Regions from separate parts of the Homo sapiens genome. Here region 1 is linked to region 2. A link is an interaction called in ENCODE POLR2A ChIA-PET data of the cell type or tissue named here. Cell type or tissue: GM12878. All regions are shown on one strand.

The links. ChIA-PET counts read pairs that join two places held together with the same protein. Peaks named below come from ENCODE experiments on the same cell type or tissue, not always from the same donor. Only the 100,000 strongest peaks of a DNase experiment are listed, where the experiment ranks them.
Region 1: POLR2A ChIA-PET joins it to region 2 with 5 read pairs; 2 of 35 experiments call an interaction of 5 or more read pairs at or near these places.

Annotation. Positions count from the first base shown.
Region 1 is chr17:63,964,776-63,968,775 of GRCh38, reverse strand. SCN4A (sodium voltage-gated channel alpha subunit 4) reads left to right here. Exons shown (of 24, transcript NM_000334.4): 6 at 421-753; 7 at 2,232-2,295; 8 at 2,533-2,674. It overlaps LOC105371858 (a long non-coding RNA gene), which reads right to left. Exons shown (of 4, transcript XR_934910.3): 4 at 2,203-2,271. Among named protein-coding and RNA genes, the nearest start is that of SCN4A, 6.1 kb to the left of the region's middle. RefSeq lists an enhancer at 1-475 and a silencer at 1,287-1,485. In GM12878, no CTCF peak of the experiment used is centred here; a DNase peak (open chromatin) is centred at 1,735.
Region 2 is chr17:65,152,598-65,156,597 of GRCh38, reverse strand. It overlaps RGS9 (regulator of G protein signaling 9), which reads right to left. Exons shown (of 19, transcript NM_003835.4): 2 at 3,080-3,176. Among named protein-coding and RNA genes, the nearest start is that of RGS9, 17 kb to the right of the region's middle. RefSeq lists an enhancer at 1,163-1,322. In GM12878, no CTCF peak of the experiment used is centred here; DNase peaks (open chromatin) are centred at 1,235 and 1,545; H3K4me3 peaks cover 310 bases; H3K27ac peaks cover 1,630 bases.

The DNA of each region.
Region 1 (4,000 bases), 1.2 Mb after region 2:
ACTCTCCAAGAGCAGAATCTAGAACGCAGCTTTTCCCAAACATTATCAACGCCCCCTTTTTAAGGGCACAGCATGGGAGATTAGCGTTCTGTTGAACACACTTTGACAGCGCTAACTTAGTGACATGTATTAAGCTCTGCTGTATGCCTTTGTTTGCTCTATAGGTCAGGCAACAGCCCATCAGGTCTTTATAGTTCATTCTCCTAGTGGCTGAGCGTCTGTGGCCATTTGAGGGCTCCAGATTGAGGATGTGAACAGAGAAGGGTGGAGTTAATTTCAGAAGGCTTCGGGGAAGTAGTGGTGCTCAGTAAGTCAAGCCTTGAAGATGGAGTAGGAAAAAGCTTGGCGGTGGGGGCCGCGGGGGCTCTGTTATCACCCTGCCCTGCCCCCTGCCAATATCCTTGCCCTCTCTGCGGTCAGGGCTGAAGACGATCGTGGGGGCCCTGATCCAGTCGGTGAAAAAGCTGTCGGATGTGATGATCCTCACTGTCTTCTGCCTGAGCGTCTTTGCGCTGGTAGGACTGCAGCTCTTCATGGGAAACCTGAGGCAGAAGTGTGTGCGCTGGCCCCCGCCGTTCAACGACACCAACACCACGTGGTACAGCAATGACACGTGGTACGGCAATGACACATGGTATGGCAATGAGATGTGGTACGGCAATGACTCATGGTATGCCAACGACACGTGGAACAGCCATGCAAGCTGGGCCACCAACGATACCTTTGATTGGGACGCCTACATCAGTGATGAAGGTAAGAATGGGGAGGGTGACGGGCAAGGGGGATCCTGTCCCAGTCCCTAGGGTAGCCTCTGACTCCACATTTTCTTTTTTTTTTTTTTTGAGATGGAGTCTCACTCTTGTCACCCAGGCTGGAGTGCAAAGGTGCCATCTCAGCTCACTACAACCTCCGCCTCCCGGCTTCAAGCGATTCTCCTGCCTCAGCCTCCCGAGTAGCTAGGATTACAGGCATGTGCCACCAGGCCCAATTAATTTTTGTATTTTTAGTAAAGATAGGGTTACATCATGTTGGCCAGGCTGGTCTCGAACTCCTGACCTCATGTGATCTTCCCACCTCGGCCTCCTAAAGTGCTGGGATTACAGGCGTGAGCCACCGCTCCCCGCCCTGTCTCCACTTCTTATGAGACAAATAGTATGGCGAGGACCTGAGCTTAAAGCTAGCACTTGGCAGCCTGTGTCACCTCTGACTAGTCACTTGATCTCCCCAGCCCTCCGAATCCTCACCTATAAAATCAAGATAACAATACCTTCCTCAAAGGGTTACTGCAGCAACAAATGGCAAACTGTTTTAAAAACCCTAAAGTGCCAGGCACGGTGGCTCACGCCTGTAATCCCAGCACTTTGGGAGGGCGAGGCAGGCAGATCACCTGAGGTCAGGAGTTCCAGACCAGCCTGACCAACGTGGTGAAACCCCGTCTCTACCAAAAATACAAAAATTAGCCGGGCGTGGTGACGCATGCCTGTAATCCCAGCTACTCCAGAGGCTGAGGCAGGAGAATCGCTTGAACCTGGCAGACAGAGGTTGCAGTGAACCGAGATCATGCCATTACACTCTAGCCTGGGCAACAAGAGTGAAACTCAGTCTAAAAAAAAAAAAATCCTAAAGCTCTCACTATGCAAAGCAAGAGTCTATAGTTCCTACTCCCTAACCTGTGCACCCCCTGTCCTCCTTCATCACACCACATTTTCACATGCTCACATCCTGGCAGGGTCACCATCACCCACCCACACACCCACATCCTATTCACATATGCATCTTCACAGGCACACATGCCAGAAACACACACATTCTCACACAGCCACTGTTAGTCTACATAGCGCCTTCTTGCAAATTAGGAAAAGGTAACCCTTCTCACCCTGGCACCTGGATTCCAGCCCCCACTCACCCTTCACTCAGGGGCCCTACATAGGTACACAATAACCCCATGCACACACGTACACGTTCCGTCTCTGTGCCACTGCTGCGTCATGACTTTTCGTCCACACTGGGCACTGGGCTGACAGGGCTCAAGCTGAGCTCCCTGCCGAGTCCCTACCCAGAGACCTTGGAACTTGGAGCTGTCCTTAAAGGACGGGGAAGAGGCAGCCAGGGAACATCCGTTTGGTTTATGTGGTACGCGCAGACCTGTCCACAGGTGTGCAATGGGCGCAGGTGCTCACACTGTGTCCATGTGGGTGACTTGCCTCCTTTGTGGCCTCTGACTCCCAAAGGGAACTTCTACTTCCTGGAGGGCTCCAACGATGCCCTGCTCTGTGGGAACAGCAGTGATGCTGGGTGAGTGATGCTAAGGGATGCAGAAAAGGCACCCCAGGGGTCTTGGAAGGTGGGAGCTGATTAGAGATGAGGACCTGGGGGGCATGGGAGTGCAGGGAAACCTGTGGGCATGGATGGAATACTTTTCTGTTTGGGGGACACAGGCAGAACTGACGGAATTTTTCCCTTGGGGTCCCTATCTGCCCCCAGCTGGAGTGCTCCTCCCACCCTAAACCCAGCCCCCTGTCCTATTCCTAGGCACTGCCCTGAGGGTTATGAGTGCATCAAGACCGGGCGGAACCCCAACTATGGCTACACCAGCTATGACACCTTCAGCTGGGCCTTCTTGGCTCTCTTCCGCCTCATGACACAGGACTATTGGGAGAACCTCTTCCAGCTGGTACAGCTGCCCCCACCCTGCCCCCCAACCCTACAGCCACTCCCCCTCCATCCCTGCAGCCTCTTCAGGGCCTGATGGGGCCTACCACAGGATGGCCAACCCCCGAACTGGGCCATCTCCTCATGGACTCCCGCAGTGCCCTTATAGGAGCTTGTGCTCTCTGAAACTAGACACCTGCCCCGAGCCAAGCCACAGCTTTAATTCTTTCCACACCTTTGCTTTCAGAGCCAAGGTCTGGACCTAGCATAGGCACAAGCCCAGGACCCCCTAGGCCTCATGATAGCCAGTAGGGCAGCTTAGAAATCCAATGCTGCCTGCCGGGCGCGGTGGCTCACGCCTGAAATCCCAGCACTTTGGGAGGCAGAGGTGGGCGGATCACGAGGTCAGGAGTTCGAGACCAGCCTGGCCAACATAGTGAAACCCCATCTCTACTAAAAATACAAAAATTAGCCGGGTATGGTGGCACGGGCCTATATTCCCAGCTACTCAGGAGGCTGAGGAGGGAGAATTGCTTGAACCCGGGAGGCGGAGGTGGCAGTGAGCCGAGACCACGCCATTGCACTCCAGCCTGGGCGACAGAGCGAGACTCCGTCTGAAAAAAAAGAAAGACAGAAATTCGATGTTGCCCATACTTTATTTGCCTTCTACTGTTTGCAGGGAAGGCAGGCTGAGCCTGGAGTGACAGTGCCTTCTGATGCCATGTGATGTTTCTAACATTGATGGTGTTGATAACAATAACAAAAATAATAACAGCTACTGGCTGGGTGCAGTGGCTCATGCCTATAATCCTAGCACTATGGGAGGCCGAGGCAGGCAGATCACTTGAGGTCAGAAGTTTGAGACCAGCCTGGCCAGCATGGCGAAACCCATCTCTACAAAAAATACAAAAATTAGCCAGGTTTGGTGGCAAACACCTGTAATCCCAGCTACTCAGGAGACTGAGGAAGGAGAATCACTTCAACCTGGGAGGTGGAGGTTGCAGTGAGCCGAGATCACACCGCTGCACTCCAGCCTGGGCAACAGAGTGAGACTACGTCTAAAAATAAATAAATAAATTGATTAAATAATAATAATAGCTACTATTTGTTGAGTTCTTACTAGGTGCCAGGCACTGTGGCAAAGCTAGAATTCAAGCTGACCCCAAACCCATGTTCACCAATTTTCTATCCTGGCTCTCTGATAACAGGATGCCTGGCTTCGGTCCTCCTCTGAGCCAGGAGACCAGAAACGTTTGAGTCCCAAGTAGATATTTTGAAGTTCCCCAGAACATGGCTCAGCATGCCAATGACGGCCATCAGTCCCCCAGGCTCTGTGAGGGAGGGGCTC
Region 2 (4,000 bases):
AGCCTCCCGCATCAGCCACCTTTGTCCCGAGGAAGCCCTGGGACGCCTGCCGTCCAAGAAGTTAAATAATTTTTTTTTATCGGTGCTGTTGTTGCAGGACCAGGGCTTCTCCCTGTGTTGTTTCTACAGCAGCTGGAATTCACCTGTGCAGGAGGAACAAGGAAGCCATGGCAGGATGGGCGACCTCGCCCAAATCCAGGAACCAAGTGTGCCCCGTGTGCAGGGAAGGAAAGCAGCTGGTGCACAACTGACAGTAGATAAGAATATGGACTCTGGGCTGGGCGCGGTGGCTCATGCCTGTAATCCCGGCACTTTGGGAGGCCGAGGCGGGTGGATCACCTGAGGTCAGGAGTTCGAGATCAGCCTGACCAACATAGTGAAATCTCATCTCTACTAAAAATACAAAAATTAGTTGGATGTGGTGGTGGGTGCCTGTAATCCTAGCTACTCCGGAGCTGAGGCATGAGAATCGCTTGAACCCAGGAGGCAGAAGCTGCAATGAGCCAAGATAGTGCCACTGCACTCCAGCCTGAGCAACAGAGAAAGACCCTGTCTCAAAAAAAAGTATAAGTAAAAATAAAATATATATATGGACTCTGGAGTCACATTGCTGGGCTGAAATTCAAGCTCACTCATGAAATGAGCTTAAGGACATGAAGGCAAGTTGCTGAAACTCTTTGGTCTCCATAACCCCATGTGCAAAAAGTGGGCAGTCATATCTACCCTTAACTTTATTGTGAGTGTTAACAGACAATGTGTGGGAAAGCACTAGCTACCACCACCATCCAGCACCCACTGCATACTCAGCACCTGCACAGAACTCTCTCACTTCCTTCCTGCACTCGTTCCCTTAGGGAGGGATTGCCATTCTTGCATTAAAAATGAGAAAACTGGCCAGCTGTGGAGTCTCAAGCTGGTAATCCCAGCACTTTGGAAAACCGAGGCAGGAGGATCACTTGAGCCCAGGAGGTCAAGGCTGCAGTGAGCCATAATTTTATGACTGCACTCCAGCCTGGGAGACAGCATGAGACCCTGTCTCAAAACAAACAAACAAAACAAAACAAACAAACAAAAACAATGGAGAAAGTAAACTGAGACCAGGGCTACAGCTAGAAAAGACACCTGAAGGATTTAATCCTTCACTCTCCACACAAGGACAGACAATAAGTGACTCATGCATTCAATAAACTTTTACTAACCATCTGTTACAAACACAGCTCTGAGAAGCATTGGGATTACCCAGATGAGCAAGACAAGGTACTTTCCCTTAAAGGGCCCCAGTCCAGTAGAGAATTCAGGCCAAAATTAATGACAGTCAAAGGCAGGGAGGGGGACAGGGTCAGGGATGCCTTCAGGAAGAATTGCCCCAGCTGCATCTGAGGTGATGGGGGACACAAAGGCACCCTGAAAAGTCTGCCCCCTGTTTCCACTCTTTGGGTGCCCAGAGCTACGCTGGTTCTTGGCCTTTCCAAAGTCTGGCTTGTCAGTGTTTCCTTTTCCTCCATGAGCTGCTCTATAGCATTTCAATTACTTCCCCTTTTGCTCCAACAAAAGAGTGGGTCTTCTGTTGCTTGCATGCAAGGAAACCTGAGTGACACATTGCTGGTGGGGGCATCCTTTCTTCTAAGCAGTCAGAAAGGGAAAGGGGAAGCTGTGAGCCAGCTTGTCTCTGCAAAGACTAGGGCACCTTGAGTGAAAAATAAATAGTCAGGTCAGGGGTGGCATAGAGAGGGAGGCCTCACATTGAGCACAGCCGTGGTGAGGCCCGGGCTTGGGCTATGAGAAGCTGTCTGCTTCTGCAGGCAATACGCCTAAGTATGAAACATTGTCTTTACTGCAAAATCAAGATCAGAAAACAGGTAACACATTAACCAAAATGCTCTCTTAATATTGGCGTCCAGCCCTTCTTGCCAATATCCCCAAATGATGCTCTGTAGGCACCTCACCCCCACACACAGAGAGGAGACAGTGGCACCACTCCCACAGGGCAGTTGAGAAGGGCCTGAAATGAATTAGAAGGTAAACGGTGGAGCAAAACAAAGGCCAACTTTTTTCTGCTAAATAGTATTTTTTTTTCTGCTACTTGGTTTCATTAAAACAAAGCAAACAAAACAACAAAACAAAAAATGACAGTGAAGGTTTCTAAAATGACCTTCTGGGAGGAATGGCTTCAAGAAATGACCTGTTGAGTCCTTTTCTCCCTCCTGACCCCTTCCTCAGAGGAAGACTTTAGTCCAGGAGTCAGCAAATGTACTCTGTAGAGCGCTAGATAGTAAATAAACATTTCAGCTTTGTGGGAGTCTTGTTCTGTCACCCAGGCTGGAGTGCAGTGGTGCGATCTTGGCTCACTGCAAACTCCGCCTCCCGGGTTCAAGTGATTCTCATGCCTCAGCCTCCCGAGTAGCTGGGATTACAGGCATGCACCACCATGCCTGGCTAATTTTTGTATTTTTAGAAGAGATGGGGTTTCACCATGTTGGTCAGGCCGGTCTCGAACTCCCGACCTCAGGTGATCCACCTGCCTCGGCCTCCCAAAGTGCTGGGATTGTAGGTGTAAGCCACTGTGCCTGGCCACAACTATATATTTTAACTCTGCCATTGTAGTGTAAGAGCAGCCATAGACAATACATAAATGAGTGAACATGGATATGTTCCAATAAAACTTTATTTAGAAATAAAGCTTTGTTTTGTTTTGTTTTGTTTTGTTTGAGACGGAGTCTCGCTCTGTCGCCCAGGCTGGAGTGCAATGGCGCAATCTCTGCTCACTGAAAGCTCTGCCTCCCAGGTTCAGGCCATTCTCCTGCCTCATCCTCCCGAGTAGCTGGGACTATAGGCACCTGCCACCATGCCCAGCTAATTTTTTGTATTTTAATAGAGACAAGGTTTCACCGTGTTAGCCAGGATGGTCTTGATCTCCTGACCTTGTGATCCACCCGCCTCGGCCTCCCAAAGTGCTGGGATTACAGGCGTGAGCCACTGCACCTGGCCAAAAATAAAGTTTTTTACAAACACAGGAGGTGGGCCGTATTGGGCCTGTGGGGTCTATTCCAGGCCAAGACTAAAGTGCAAGCTACATCACCTGTCATGGCATGAGGAACGCTGGTGACCAGGACCCTCTGGTTCTGCATTCGGACCCCTGTCTCTGGGTTCTGCATGTCCTTCACGAGCGCTTCAATCTGCAAGACAGAACAGGAAAAAGCCGACTGACGAGAACAATTTTGAAAGTTGTGCAGGGCAATTTCCACTGCACTGAGAGGGACCTCAAAATGCAAAGGTGGACACAGGGGTTCCCCATCTGGTACAGGAGCCAGGTGGGCACTGAGTGACTCTAATGCAACCAGGACTAAGGTGTGCTCCACAGACACAGATCCCATCCCTGCATGTGAAGACTCGCAGATTCATCCTGACTGGGAGATTCTGGGGTGGCTTTTAAGGAAAGATGGAGCTTAACAAGAAAGGATTTTGCTGAACAGAAAGTGATAGAACACCATGGGCAAAGGCATGGAAGGATGACAGCTCCCAGGGTTAGTGGAACAGAAAACAGCAGGAGTTGCAGCTGGAAAAGCCAGTGGAGGCCAGACCACATGGACCTCAAAGCCACCCCTGCAGTGTGGATTTTATTCCAGTGACTGTTCCTAGAGAGCGTTCTGGAAATTTGGCCCATGACAGAGAGAAGAACACTGAAGTGTGAAGAAGTTTGCAGAGGTAGAAAAAAGTGCAGTGACCTATTCAAAGCTATTGCATACAGCCCAGGTGAGAAACGACAGTGACCAGGCACAGTGGCTCACGCCTGTAATCCCAAAATCTGGGAGGCAGAGGCGGGAGGATCGCTTAAACCCAGGAGTTTCTGACCTGCCTGGGCAACATAGTGAGACCCTGCCTCTACGAAAAACTTAAAAATTATCTGGGCGTGGTGGTACATGCCTGTAGTTCCCAGCTGCTTGGGAGGCTGAGGCAGGAGGATCACTTGAGCCCAGGAGTTCCAGGCTACAGTGAGCTA